3 separate regions of the Homo sapiens genome follow, and all the other regions are linked to region 1. A link is a loop called in an ENCODE intact Hi-C map of the cell type or tissue named here. Cell type or tissue: endothelial cell of umbilical vein. All regions are shown on one strand. Each heading gives the region's core, and the rest is flanking DNA. Links, peaks and the distances in the headings are about the cores only.

The links. Peaks named below come from ENCODE experiments on the same cell type or tissue, not always from the same donor. Only the 100,000 strongest peaks of a DNase experiment are listed, where the experiment ranks them.
Region 2: it touches region 1 in a loop (7-fold over the local background); 6 of 110 quality-filtered maps call a loop at or near these places.
Region 3: it touches region 1 in a loop (11-fold over the local background); 95 of 110 quality-filtered maps call a loop at or near these places.

Annotation. Positions count from the first base shown.
Region 1 is chr9:114,735,706-114,741,983 of GRCh38, reverse strand. No RefSeq gene overlaps it. Among named protein-coding and RNA genes, the nearest start is that of TEX48, 57 kb to the right of the region's middle. RefSeq lists an enhancer at 2,949-2,998. In endothelial cell of umbilical vein, for the core only: a CTCF peak has its summit at 2,934 (motif pointing left); a DNase peak (open chromatin) is centred at 2,903; H3K27ac peaks cover 324 bases.
Region 2 is chr9:114,803,946-114,807,945 of GRCh38, reverse strand. TNFSF15 (TNF superfamily member 15) reads left to right here and starts at 1,907. Exons shown (of 4, transcript NM_005118.4): 1 at 1,907-2,143. The coding sequence starts at 1,934. In endothelial cell of umbilical vein, for the core only: no CTCF peak of the experiment used is centred there; DNase peaks (open chromatin) are centred at 2,095 and 3,225; H3K4me3 peaks cover 1,742 bases; H3K27ac peaks cover 2,613 bases.
Region 3 is chr9:115,011,693-115,015,692 of GRCh38, reverse strand. No RefSeq gene overlaps it. Among named protein-coding and RNA genes, the nearest start is that of TNFSF8, 83 kb to the right of the region's middle. RefSeq lists an enhancer at 1,413-1,602. In endothelial cell of umbilical vein, for the core only: CTCF peaks have their summits at 457 (motif pointing right) and 1,501 (motif pointing right); a DNase peak (open chromatin) is centred at 1,512; H3K27me3 peaks cover 167 bases.

The DNA.
Region 1 (6,278 bases), core at 958-4,957:
TAAATATTTGCAAATCGATAAGGAAAAAAGGTTTGTTTGTATTTTTTGATAACTAATATAGTTAAACTTTTTTCTATTTATCTGCCATTGGATAAAATTGTCATTTTATCTTTATTGTTTAAAAAAAATTAAGAAAAAGAGCCAAAAGTGTTTTTTACTTTAAATTTTATTTTTTTATTTCATTTTTCCATAAGTTATTGGAGTACAGGTGGTATTTGGTTACAAGAGTAAGTTCTTTCATGGTGATTTGTGAGATTTTGGTGCACCCATCAGCCAGGCAGTACACACTGCACCCTATTTGTAGTCTTTTATCCCTCACCCCCTTCCCACTCTTCCCCCTAAGTCCTCAGAGTCCATTGTATCATTCTTATGCCTTTGTGTCCTCATAGCTTAGCTCCCACATATCAGTAAGAACATACGATGTTTGGTTTTCCATTCCTGAGTTACTTCACTTGGAATAATAGTCTCCAGTCTCATCCAGGTCACTGCAAATGCAGTGGCCTTTTTTCATTTCTTTTTATGACTGAGTAGTATTCCATCATCTATATATACCACAGTTTCTTTATCAACTTGTTGATTGATGGGCATTTGAGTTGGTTCCACGATTTTGCAATCATGAATTGTGCTGCTATAAACATGCATGTGCAAGTATCTTTTCCAAATAATGACTTCTTTTCCTCTGGGTCGATACCCAGTAGTGGGATTGCTGGATCAAATGGTAGTTCCACTTTTAGTTCTTCAAGGAATCTCCACAGTGTTTTCCATAGAGGCTGTACTAGCTTACATTCCCATCAGCAGTGCACAAGTGTCCCCTGATCACCGCATCCATGCCAACATCTACTGTTTTTTGCTTTTTTTATTATGGCCATTCTTGCAGGAGTAAGGTGGTATCGCATTGTGGTTTTGATTTGCATTTCTCTGATCATTAGTGATGTTGTGCATTTTTTCATATGTTCGTTGGCCATTTGTATATCTTGACAGTTGTCTATTCATGTCCTTAGCCCACTTTTTGATGGGATTGTCTGTTTTTTTCTTACTGATTTGAGTTTGTTGTAGATTCTGGATATTAGTCCTTTGTGAGATGCGCAGATTGTGAAGATTTTCTCCCATTCTGTGGGTTTTCTGTTTAGTCTGCTGACTGTTCCTTTTGCCTTGCAAAAGCTCTTTAGTTTAATTAGGTCCCAACTATTTATCTTTGTTTTTATTGCATTTGCTTGCAGGTTCTTGGTCACAAAATCCTTGCCTAAGCCAGTGTCTAGGAGGGTTTTTCCAATGTTATCTTCTAGAATTTTTATAGTTCCAGGTCTTAGGTTTAAATTCTTAATCCATCTTGAGTTGATTTTTGTATAAGATGAGGATCCAATTTCATTCTTCTACATGTGGCTAGCCAAGAGCGAAAAGTATTTTTGTTTCAGATTATTTGAAGGTTGGAGAACTACAAGTGAAGCTACCTCTAGGATCTCTGTTTATATAAAGCTTCATGGCAACAGAGAAGTTGTCTATCTTACACTGTGTCCATTTACTGGCAAGTAGTAGGCAACTCATTGAACATTTGTTGAATGCATGAAAGCCATTATCTTATTACAGTATATGACTTTGGGCAAGTAGTTTTCTAATCAGTTTCCCAGTTCATAAACTAACAAGATTGAATAAATCTATGTCATGGTCTCTTCCAAGTCCAACAATTTTTTATTCAAAGAGAGATCCAAGTAATGCCCACAAAGCATCATATGGGAAAGACTCCCTTCCTTTGCAGCTATTTCTACTGATCAGAAGAACCAGAGGCAAAAAATAATAATAGAAAATTAGAATTTAACATTCCTTTGTGCTCCTCTTCTTCCAAATTACTAGACAATAAAAGAGTTACAAAGGCAGTAAGAAACACAGAGAAAGTCCCTCCTCCCTTGAATTTGCCCTTTGGGGACTAGTGGTGGTTCCTAGTTTCAACCCAAAGTCCATATTCTCTTGTTCTGTTGGAGCCTAGATTTTGAAGTCAGAGAGAGGTGGGTTTCATTGAGCAAGTCATCAAACTCCCCAAGCCTGCATTCCTTATATATAAATTAGGGATAACCATACCCATCCCATAGGATTAAATAAGATACATGCCCAGCACAAAGCCCACTGTATAGGAGATGCTCAGTCAATATTAGTTTCCATGATGTGCCCAATTCCGAACATCTGAGGGGGCAAGCAAATGTAGCAGTGGGTTTTTTTCTAGAAAAGCCCCCACATTGGAATTAGTCATGGTTTCTGGCTACATAATTTCAGATTCTCACTCTCTGCCTCTCCTGGAGATTCTGAGAGTTTCCTAATACCCTTTCAAAAATTCCTTTGCTACTTAAATGAGCCAGAGTGGATTCCACTGTCTGCAACATAGAATCAAGACCATTATAGTTCCTATGGAAGTTCACATTTAACAGATCATTTAGTCCAAATCCCAGAAGAAGAGCTTCATTGGAAAGAAGTGTTTGTCTATCCATGCAGTGTAGCTCCTAGTCCTGACTCTAATACGGTTTCGTATTTTGCCTTAATCAACTCATGTGTAAATTGTCTTATTAGTTCAGCAGGAGCCCCTTAGAAACAGAGGCAGCCTCTTGAGATCCACTGGAAAAGGCCCAGAAGGACAAGTCACAGATGGAGAGGTAAGGTCTTGGGCCTACCACTGGAAACCCACCTAGTCCAAGGTAAGTCCTTTCAATTCCTTAAGTCTTGGTTCCCTGTGAAATAAGAAACTGGCATGTGGCCCAGGGAACTGACATGAAATCAAAGAGAAAATGGACGTGAAGAGCCCTGGTCAATCGCAGATCCAAGAAGCAACTTAAATAGTGTCCACTTCCATCTCTCTTCCCTAGAAGCAGGGATTGAGTCATGGCTTCCTCTTCTAAGGCACTTAACCCAGTGATTAGGTCTCTTGGACCGGGGCAGGACCAACACGTGGGGCATATCGCCCTCTGGTGGGCTTAAATGGAAAGGGTATGGTTTTCAAACGGGCTGCAAGGCTACAAAAACAGAACTCACAGAATCGTGGAATTTCAGAAGTGAAAGAGATCTTTGACACCATTTAGTCTAACATCCTCATTTACTGATGGGACAATGAAAGACCCAAGAGTGAGAGTGACTTGCCTAAGGTCACACCAAGGACAACTGTCAGAGCCAAGGCCAGACCTCAAACCCTCGACCCCCATCCAGGGCCAAGGTCCTTCTCTCTGCCATGAAACACCAAACCTTCATGTTTGTGGTTCATATCCCTACATCCCTGAGCCCTTGACCCAGCTCAGCCATGCTGTCAGCAGCAGCAGGTTAGCTGGATTCTGCCCAAGATTGGGTAATTTCCCCACCCAGTTATATTGTCAAAAAGTTATGTTATTCTCTTTAAAATGTACCATGTTAATGTTTTGCTTTTGGTACAAATAACCCAAGCTATAACTATGGCAACTTCTTGGAAACATGGAAAGAAAACACTTCTCAGCTGGGTGTGGTGGCTCACGCCTGTAATCCTAACACTTTGGGAGGCTGAGGTGGGTGGATGACGAAGTCAAGAGATCGAGACAATCCTGGTCAACATGGTGAAACCCCGTCTCTACTAAAAATACAAAACTTAGCTGGGTGTGGTGGTGGTGTGCCTGTAGTCCCAGCTACTTGGGAGGCTGAGGCAGAAGAATGGCTTGAACCTGGAAGGCGGAGGTTGCAGTGAGCTGAGATCACACCACTGCACTCCAGCCTGGGTGACAGAGTGAGTGAGACTCCGTCTCCATTTAAAAAAAAAAAAAAAAAAGAAAACACTAGTAAGCATAACTGGATAATTCTAAGAGAAAAGAACAACAGAATACCTGATTTCTACACAAGTTAGAGAAAGACCCTTTATTTTAAAGACCAATCTCTGCCACAGGTGTTTATCTATGAAGCTAGAACAGTTCAGAGGGCTTCAAAGCAAACCCTCCTCATGCCAACACAGCTGCCAGCCCACGCATGATTTCCATAAGAACCCACACTCAAGCAGTTCCAATTTGCCATTTTAATAAATGCCGAAAGAAGCGGTCATGTTGGGTCTTTGCAATGGAGAGGAAATGTCCTTTTTAATGGGATTTTTGGAAGTCTTTATTTTCTAAGTCCCTTTGGAAACTAAACACACATAAACACACACACACACACACACACACACACACGGAAAACTTCAACCAAAGTAGGATTCAAATAAGCCACCTGAGTTCTGTCCCCAGAAAGAGCAGGTGGGGGAAAAAGTGGTAAGTAGGTGAGGTGATGGATATGTTAATTAGTTTGATTTAATATTTTATGACATGTATATATATAACCATCACATTATACCTCTTAAACAGATACAATTATTATTCATCAATTGAAAAAAAGAAAAGAAAGGAAGGAAGGATAGAAAAGAAAGAAAGCAAAGAAGGAAGGAAGGAAGGAAGGTAGGGAGGGAGGGAGGGGAAGGGGGGAGGGAGAGGCAGAAGGGGAGGGGAGGGGAGGGAAAGGGAGGGGAGAGGAAGGAAGGGAGAGGAGGGGAGGGAAGGCAGAAAGGAAGGAAGGAAGAGAAAGAAAAAGCAAGAGAAACCTTGAGTGAGTCACTTGTCCTCCCACTCTCTGCATGGCCTAGCTTTCTCGTTGATAGTAGAGGGCCATCAGGTAGGCCCTGCTAGCTTTGCAGGGCTACTGAGAGAATCTAGTGCAGGAGTCCCCAGCCTCCAGGCAGTGGACTGGTACTGTCTGTGGCCTGTTAGGAACCAGGTCACACAGCAGGAGCTGGGCGAGCATTACCACCTGAGCTCCCCCTCCTGTCAGATCAGCAGCAGCATTAGAGCACAAACCTTACTATGAACTGCGCATGAGAGGGATCTAGGTTGTGTACTCTTTATGAGAATCTAATGCCTGATAATCTCAGGTGGAGCAGTTTCATCCCGAAACCATCCCCTCAACCTTGTCAGTGGAAAAAAATGTCTGCCACAAAACCGGTCCCTGGTGCCAAAAAGGTTGGGGACCACTGATCTAGTGGACTTTGTCCAAAGATCACAAAGCAACACAAATGTACAGATTTTTAATCACCCACAGTGGAATAACCTGGCCATTCCTCTCATTTCTTGACGAATCCCTGAAGCTTAGCCTGATTCACTGCTCTGTCTCTTTACTATTATCACTCAATACTAACAATAGCTGATAGCAGCATTATTTTATGAGGTTTGCATGAGTTGAATCAATCATCACAAAAACTCTATAAAGATGTCACTGTTAATCATTACCACTCCAAAGATGGAAAAACTTAGGCTCAGAGAGGTTAAGTAACTTATCCAAGATCGCACAACTCATAAGTGGAAGAGCCAGGGTTGAACTCAAGTCCACCCAACTTCAGAGTCTATGCTTTTAAACCCAACCCCACTCTGAAGATCATCAATTACATATGTGTATGCAGACCAACTTCCTTATCATCCTAGTTAAATTCCAGCAGGGACTAGGACTTCGGGTATCAAAAGTCAAAAATCACTCAAAAGGTTCTGTTTTGGGTTTGAGCCCTGGGTGGTATCCCCCCAGAGGCACATCTAAATTAAGTTTTCATAATCGTTCTAAACATTTTTGTGTCACTCTGCCTCCTTCTAGCAACATAGGCACAGATACTTAATCAGAGCCTGATGGGAAGTAATACCACATTGGAAGCACATTTGGCTTTTTCTCCTTCTGAAAGCAATATGATATTTTTAGAAAGAATAAAGGCTTGGGAGTAAGACAGACCTGGATTAGAGACCCAACTCTGCTGTCTCTTCTACCTGTGTGATCTTGAATGTTATTCATTCTGGGTCTCATTCCCCTAAACTTGAGAAATGTAGAGAATAACATCAGTATCATATTGTTGTCATGAGGATTAACTCAGCCTCAGCTAGAGTTTTTAGCACTGTGTCTGGGAAGCACATAGCAGGCATTTAAGAAATGACAGCAATTAGTAGACAACCAGCCTGCCAAATACAGAGGCTTCCTTTTCTCATGTGCCAACCCCAGTAGCAAGAGGTGAGAGCAGACACTGGGGGAGAAGGAGACAAACATCTGTGACCCACAGCATCCCGTAGCAAGACATGCATGGGTTTTGGACTGATTCCCAGCTCTGTTTTGTGACTTGGGCAAATTACTCAATTTCGCTGAGTCTCAATTTCCTTCCCCGTAAATGGAGGCAATATATCTTCATTACATACCTTCACATTGTTTACCACCTAGTCAAGAAATCAGGATATAGGCGTGAAAATAAAAGGAAGATTACAGCATCTCACATATGAGCT
Region 2 (4,000 bases), core at 1-4,000, 67 kb before region 1:
TAACAGTTAGGAGCAATAGTCATGGGGAAGGGTTATGACTTAGTACCTGCTCTCCCAGACCTGATGGTCTAATTGGGGAGACAGAAGGAATGGTCAAACATAGTCTAGTAGGAGGTATTCAATGATAGGGAAGAAAGGGAAGCTATAGGAACATAGAATATGATCATCTTACCCAATCTTGGAGGCAGGCGGATACAAAAATGGTTTCTACACACAATTAAGGAACAGGAGCATAGAAAAGAAAGGTTAAGTTACAATAGCAGAGATTTAGGTTAGTCTCAAAGACATTTTTTAATAGATTTGTTAAACCAAGAATGAGTAGCCATGGGACATGAAAATCATCCTTTGCTAGAATGAGCATAGGAGCATAGTGATATGAAGGAAGAGGACTGGACACTTCCATTTTGCAACAGTACAGCTAGTCAATAGTGTATCCAGGGAACTGCAGCTTGGGAAAGTAGTAAAAGTTGAGGCTGGACACTGGGGACGGGTGACAGTGAGCAGGGACCAAGCCATGAAAGGCCTTTCCAAGTAGCCTGAAGAGTCCAGGCTGTGACATAACCAGAAGTAGCAACTGGATGGAGGCGCTAGTAAAACTGGTTTCTGCCGTACATCACAGGCCATTCCTTAAACTTTCCTATTATTTCTAGAACCCATCTTTTCCCAGGGTCCTTTACTTTCCTCTGAGATCAACCCTCCCTGAGCTCTAAGGCCGAGTTCCAACACCACCTCTTTCTCCAGGAAGCCCCCTCAACCCCCTCACTGCAGGGTCTTACCCACTCCTGGGTAAAGACAGTGCAGGTATTTATGAACATGCATGATCCAGCAGTACCTATGGTGAAGTGTGATGGTGAAGAAGCCAGCAGCCAGCCTGCCTGAGTCCCAATCCTGGCTCTACCACTTGCCGTCTGTGCTTTATTTTCTTATGTGTAAAATGAGAATGATAGCTTTATTGTCACAAAATTTATCTCAGGATTGAATAATTTTATTGATGTATTTAACTTAGAGCAGTGATTGGCACAAAGTAAGCACTTAATAAATATAATCTTTTATTACATGTTGTGGCCCCCACACCCAACTGCAGGCAAAGCACATCACATGATCAATTAACTTTAGACTAATCAGGGAGTAGTGGTTAATGTTCTACCCTCACAGACAGTCACCTCGATCTGTGGCCTCATACTCTGATTAAACAATGGTCAATGCAGACTGGAAATACTTTCCTTTCATGGGCAGTCATGTGCTAGAGGTTACAACTCCAAGCCGTGATTTAGAACTAGGTCATCTTCCTAGCTCCTCTGTCTTCATCCTTGGATGACCTAGGACAAGTGCCTTCACCTTTTAGAACTTTGCTATTCCCATCTGTACACTGAGAATGAATTTCTATGAGGTTCAAAATGACAGAGGGCTAGGCAGCACTTTGCAAAGAGCTGATGCAAATGTGATTTCCGTTTCCCAATCTGCAAACCACACACCTCTCATCCCTCACTTTCACTTCCAGAAGCACACTCCCCAGACTGGCACAGCTGGTAAGCCTCCAGTGCAGGGAACAGGTATATTTTAATTTGCCCCACCCACTGACTTGATGAATTCTTTCTCTCCTCCTTCAGGGACTTTCCTAACTTCCTTCTGTAAACGAAGGAAGGAGCACATGAGCATACTGTATATAAATATGCTTGGGAAAGCTTTCTTCTTCTCCTTCTTCTTCTTTTTTTTTTTTTTTTTTTTTTCCTCAAACCAAACTTGGTTTCTGTTGTAGGCGGTGCATTCTCTAGCAGGGTAGGGCCACAGTGTGCTCTTGAAGAGGGGAGGGGAGAGGAAAAGGGAAGGAGGAGACTGAGTGATTAAGTCACCCACTGTGAGAGCTGGTCTTCTATTTAATGGGGGCTCTCTCTGCCCAGGAGTCAGAGGTGCCTCCAGGAGCAGCAGGAGCATGGCCGAGGATCTGGGACTGAGCTTTGGGGAAACAGCCAGTGTGGAAATGCTGCCAGAGCACGGCAGCTGCAGGCCCAAGGCCAGGAGCAGCAGCGCACGCTGGGCTCTCACCTGCTGCCTGGTGTTGCTCCCCTTCCTTGCAGGACTCACCACATACCTGCTTGTCAGCCAGCTCCGGGCCCAGGGAGAGGCCTGTGTGCAGTTCCAGGTAAGCCACATGGCACTCTGACCTTGGGGAGGAGCAGTGGACTCTCTGCAGTGAGTGGCAACTATTTCAGCTCTGGACAGAGGATAGAGTTTCTTGATGTATCACATTTCTTGTTTCTACATGCAGAGGAAATGTAGAGTGGGAGGGGTGGAGAGGTTCAATTTGGTGTTTATTCTCAATATTTCTAGGGAATGAACAGTCCCTTCTTTTACTGTGGGGATAACCTTCAGCCTCATATTTTTTAGATAATTATAATCATAGTATACTGGTAATTTGGGAAGATTCTTTTTATTTAAGAAAAAAACTTAAAATTACATAACTAACACGGTCATTGAAAAAAGTTAGAAAATACAGATAAGGAGAGGAAGAAAGTCATCATTACCCATAACTCTTATAGCTGACCACTGTTAACAGTTTGGGATATATAATTCTGTACAGAATTATATGCCAGATATAAAACGGATTTTTTAATGAGACGAGATTATTCTGAGTCTGCTAATATATTATGATTTTATTTATATGCTAATGAATTCACAACAACATGATGCTATAGATACACATTCCTATATGTGGATGCTATAATTTCTTTACCCACTCTTTTTCTTGGGTTTAGAACTTTTTCTCTTTTTAGAGCTTAAGAAAGAACCTCCTGCCTGGTTGTCTATCTCTAAGGTCTTGCTGAGGCCTGGGAGAAGCCTAGTCAGAAAAAGAATATGAAGTCTAGGGAGAACAATGGTAGGGGCAGCGATAGGTGTCAAGAAGAAAACATAATTCTTGGCTGGGAACAACAAAGATGTACCTCAAAACCTAAGGAATGAGTCTTTCCAGTAATATCCTTTTTAAAAATGTCCCTTCATAATCTATGGTGGCTGATTTCATTTCAGTTCAAAGTATTAAATTGCAAAGGGAAAAAAATGGGTTTTCAATGGGTTTAACTGGAAACCTAGCCTCTAAGCAATCCTGGCCAGTTTCAAAGCATAGACACCACAAGTAAGCCATGGAAAATCTGTAATTCTCGCTGCCCCATCAGGGTCAACAAACAGACTGTGATTCAGGCAGCAGCGTTCATGGCCAGATGCCATTGCTCATAAAATGTAGAAATATGCAGACAAACCGGAAATGCTGTTTATGTTAAAGAAGAACCGCAGGTCATGGGAAGTCAGACTTTGACCCTTTGACCACCAAGGGGCCAGTTTCTGCTGGAAGTCAAACTGCAGCGCCCAGTTGGTGCTCTGGGACTCTGTCCCTCTTTAGCCAGAAGGAGATAGTTGTCCTTGAATGAGACACTGAGTGGCCTCCAGAAACCTGCACTGGGGTCTGAAGGAAGCCCAGAGGCATGACAGGTTCCCACGATCAAGATGATGTCTGAGAGCCCTTGGTCAGCAGAAGGCGAGGACTGCCTTTGTCTATCTAGAAGACCAGCAAGCAGAATGTTACAGACCAGGGAGGATCCATGACTTGCCCAGCCAGAAGGTGAGATGGAGACATGCACTGTCACTAGACGGGAAGCTCGGTGAAGGAAGGCACGGGGTCTTTTTTACTCACTGCTACTGCCCCTACCTGAATCTATCACTGTGCCTATCCAATTGCAGATGCTCAAGAAATGAATAAGGCTGACACCATCCATTCCATTATCATTAAATTCATCTTCCTGGAGAGCAGATGTGTGGGGATGATTGCAGCTCTGGTTTGCCCAGGCTCTGTAACTTCTTAGTGTGTCAGAAGAAAAGGAGAGGGAAATGGGGGTGAGGCTGGGCTCATGTAGCAATCAGGGTCCTGAAAAGAAACAGCTGGCTCACTCAAGAAAGTGCATTTGTAGAAGAATATTTAAAGAGTTTGAAGGGATTTAAAGAAGGG
Region 3 (4,000 bases), core at 1-4,000, 270 kb before region 1:
TATAGTGGATTTTTCCTGGATGTGGGCATCAGTTTTAATTAAGGCAGGCTAGTTAGGGATATGGGAGACTGGATTCAGGGGCCCATTAACTCCTGGAGCACTAGGTTAGGGTGGGGAAGGAATCAGGAAGCCTCCCTCAAGGTGACTGCAGCTAGAAATGAAGACCAGTGGTAAGGCCAAGGGGAGGCTTGTGGATGGACACAAGGGATGACAGTGTGGGGAGCAGAGGTGAGGATGGAGGTAGACCCTTGCCTTGAAGGCTTGGCGTCCTGGAGCCCAGCTGAGAGTTGCCAAGGGTTTTCAGCCCCAGATGGCATCATCAACATTGCTCTTTAGAAAGCCTGCTTCCTCACTAGAGATGCATGTGCCCCTGGCCACCTGTGCCCCCCAGCCTCAATGGGGTACCAGGGGTGCCCTGCATGTGCCTGCTGCCCAGGTTTGGGCTGGCAGGACATATAAGCAACCAGCAGAGGGCTCACTCCCCTCATCCTCCTCCCTCCCTAGGGAACTCCCAGAGGAATTACAATCTCTGTAAAGGAAGTAGAAAAAGGCTTTCTTGAGAATTGTTTCAATCCCACCAGGATGTAACATGGATTTCAACATTTTACAGGAAAATAAAACCACACACATGCAGTCAAAATAAGCAGCTCCGACTGGGCGCAGTACCTCACGCCTGTAATCCCAGCACTTTGGGAGGCTGGGGTGGGCGGATCATTTGAGGTCAGGAGTTCGAGACCAGTCTGGCCAACATGGTGAAACCCCATCTCTACTAAAAATACAAAAATTAGCTGGGCATGGTGGCGCATGCCTGTAATCCCAGCTACTCAGGAGGGTGAGGCAGGAGAATCGCTTGAACCCAAGAGGCAGAGGTTGCAGTGAGCCGAGATAGCACCACTGCACTCCAACCTGGGCAACAGAACGAGACTCTGTCAAGAAAAAAAAAAAAAAAAACAGCTCCCACATTTGCCTAGCACATTTGCCCAGCACATTTGCAATTACAGGTTAAGAAATTGTTTCTCAGAGTAGTGAAATGACTTCCCCCAAGTTCACTCAGCCTCCAAGTGTCAAAGCTGGGTTCTCTGACTCCTTGAGTCACAATGCCTTAAGGAACATCCTTCTGCACAATTATTCTTTCATTCACTCTTCCAATTAGGACACTTGGAGCACCTGCCATTTACTGGTTCCCTCATAACACTTTACAGTTTGCAAAGCCAACGTGTTTATAACAATTTCTTTACAGTCACCATCTTTTTAGTGAGAGCTGAGCTCAAATCCCATGTTTTCCAATTACTGGATCATCTTGGTCTAATTGCTTAATTCTTCTGAGCATCCATCAAAATGATCATGAAGTGTACCTACCCTGATGAGAATCTGTGATAGTTTAAAAGAGAAAACCGACAGCATCTTGCCTGGAGAAAATGCTGTCAACACAGGTTTGTCTCACTAAAAATTGAAAGGCAAACTAAACATTTGGGTAAAAATCCTCAAGTCAACCAGCAGATGGCAGCCTCCACCTGGCTTCGGGAGGGCACTAACCAGGCACTCCTGGTAGATGTGTTGAAGTGGATGGGGCTGATGTCTACCGGACTTCTTAGGCTCATAGACATCTTTAGGTAAACAACTTTGCCTTCATGCTAATCCTTCTCTCAATAAGAGGCTAGAACCCTTCCCAGAAGTGGGAAGGAACTTGGCAGGCCTCCTTTTATGTTCTTGACTCCCCATCTGCTACACAAAAACGAGCACCCTCACCCTACCACCTCACTGATCACCTCTTGCAGGTGTACACTGGGGTGGGGGGACAGGAACATGAGACACAGGGAGTTTCTGGCCTTTGTCCAGTCTCCATTCAGGTTTGGCAAGGACCACCAACCGTTGTCTAACATGTTTAATGCCTCCATTGTATCCATGTCCCATCACTCATTCACCTGATTTGACAGCACCGTATTGTTGGTTGTGAAGGCCCAACATGCACATTTTTTGTTGTTCTGTGCTTGTCCCTTTGGCTTGTTTCTGGCCCCTTAGCAAGAAGGCTTTGATCCTCCTGCCCTGACACTTAACTCACTAGCACAGGGTGAGGCACATCTAAAAATGTGGACTTGTTCCTGTTGCTGTTGCTGTTGCTGTTGTTTTCCTTTACATCTCTGAAGCCTGGTTTAGGTGATGATCCCTGTGGATTATTCTAAGCAGCTTGGGCAATGTTGAGAATAAAGTCAAGGGCCTTGTGTCCCCAGCACTTGCCTCCTAGAGCCAGTCTATGACCCCAAAGAGCTGTAGAGCGGTCCTGTAGGAACACTGAGCTGTGGTCTACTACTCCACTGCTGAACCCCTCCAATGCCGGCCTTACGGCTCAGAGGAAAGTAGCCTGAGACATCACAGTAGCCTTCAAGGCCTATATTCCCTGACCTCAACCCCCCTCTCATGATACTCTAGACACGCTGCCTCCCTGCTGTTTCAAACCCAGCAAGCGCACTCCCACAGCAAACCCTTCTCCTGGAATGCTCTTTCCTCTAACACATGCATGGCTCACTCATTTCTTTCAGCCATCTCCAATGTTATCTTCTCAGCGAGACCATCCTCATCATCCTACATAAACACACACACATCACACCTATATGTGCAAGATCACACATGCACACACAAACAACCCTCCCCATTCCCAGTACTCATAGTGCATTTTCCACCTGACACAGTACTGGCTTACCTATGTATGTGCATGCTTTCTAGGAGTCAAGCTCCATGACAGCAGGCACTTTGTATGTTTCCCCCTGCCGTGGCCCTAGCACCCAGAACAGAGCCTGTTCTATTATTTCTCAATCATTACGTGTTGACTGAATATATGACCTAAGAGGAGAATGCAGCCATCTGTAGCCTCACTTATTGTCTATTCAATTTGTTGAGTGCCAACTATATTCCCAGATCATCATTTTAAAGCTGACACAAACTCAGAAAGGAAGTGATTTTCCTGAAGCCACCAGGTAATCATTGTAGATTTGAATTCAGTTCTCACTCACCCCACACCATGACCTCAACAGATAGGAACCTAAGAATGTAATTTAAAGAAACAGCAAAGGAATTGTTCTACTAAGAACTAACAGAGGCAGCCTCTCCTAAGGAAGGACGAGTTAATGGGCAGAGATTGTTTGACAATTGAGAGATCCAGCAGGATATTTAGAGAAAAAAAAAAACCATAAATATCGGTCATTTCAAAAACAGAACCTGTTATATTTCCAACCAGAATAACTTCTCCAGAGACTTCATACGTGGTCTCTTGGAGAGCATTCTCTCAATTTAGGACAGAGGTCCTTACACTGAGAATCACCATTTCTCATGGATCAGTGGGAAAGGGGGCAAAATTAATTGACCTTTCAAGCCTTTGATTTACCATCTTTAACTAAAATAGATTACTCAGATGATGGGGGCAGAGAGCAAGGGGGAATTTCCCAGGTATGGTAGGAGCGTAGCTACACTGGATTCACTTGATTATGCTCTCAACAGCTTCTCCAATAAAGGCCTCTGTTTCCCAGTGTAAAATGAAGCTTTGCTTATCCCCAGAGGCATCGGCTTTTCATGTATTTTTCTGCCACCAGGGCTTTCTGAGTAGCCAGCAAAGAACAAGGCAGAGCAGATCTTCTGGGTGTGAAAGTGGTTTGGGAAAGAGACACAGTAGACCCAGCTCAGCAGGAGCTGAGGATCACTCTCCACCTGGACACCCTTCAGGTGAGCATCAGAGTCAGATTTGAAAATGTGTCTCCACCAAAAAGCCACATTCAAAGGTATCAAAGAGCCTTCAGCTCAGTGCTCATCTTTCTTTTGCAAGTCTCGGTTAGCTCCAGAGCAGGCTGCGGTGTTCAGCACTCCATCTCCAATGCTGCATCCCCAATGCATAGCACTTGAACATAGTAGTTGCACAATTAAGATCTCTATATTAAGAAATAAATTTATAATAGCTGCCTGGAGGTTATTGGAAAGGATTCAGAGGTCACGACCAGGCTACCAGGAA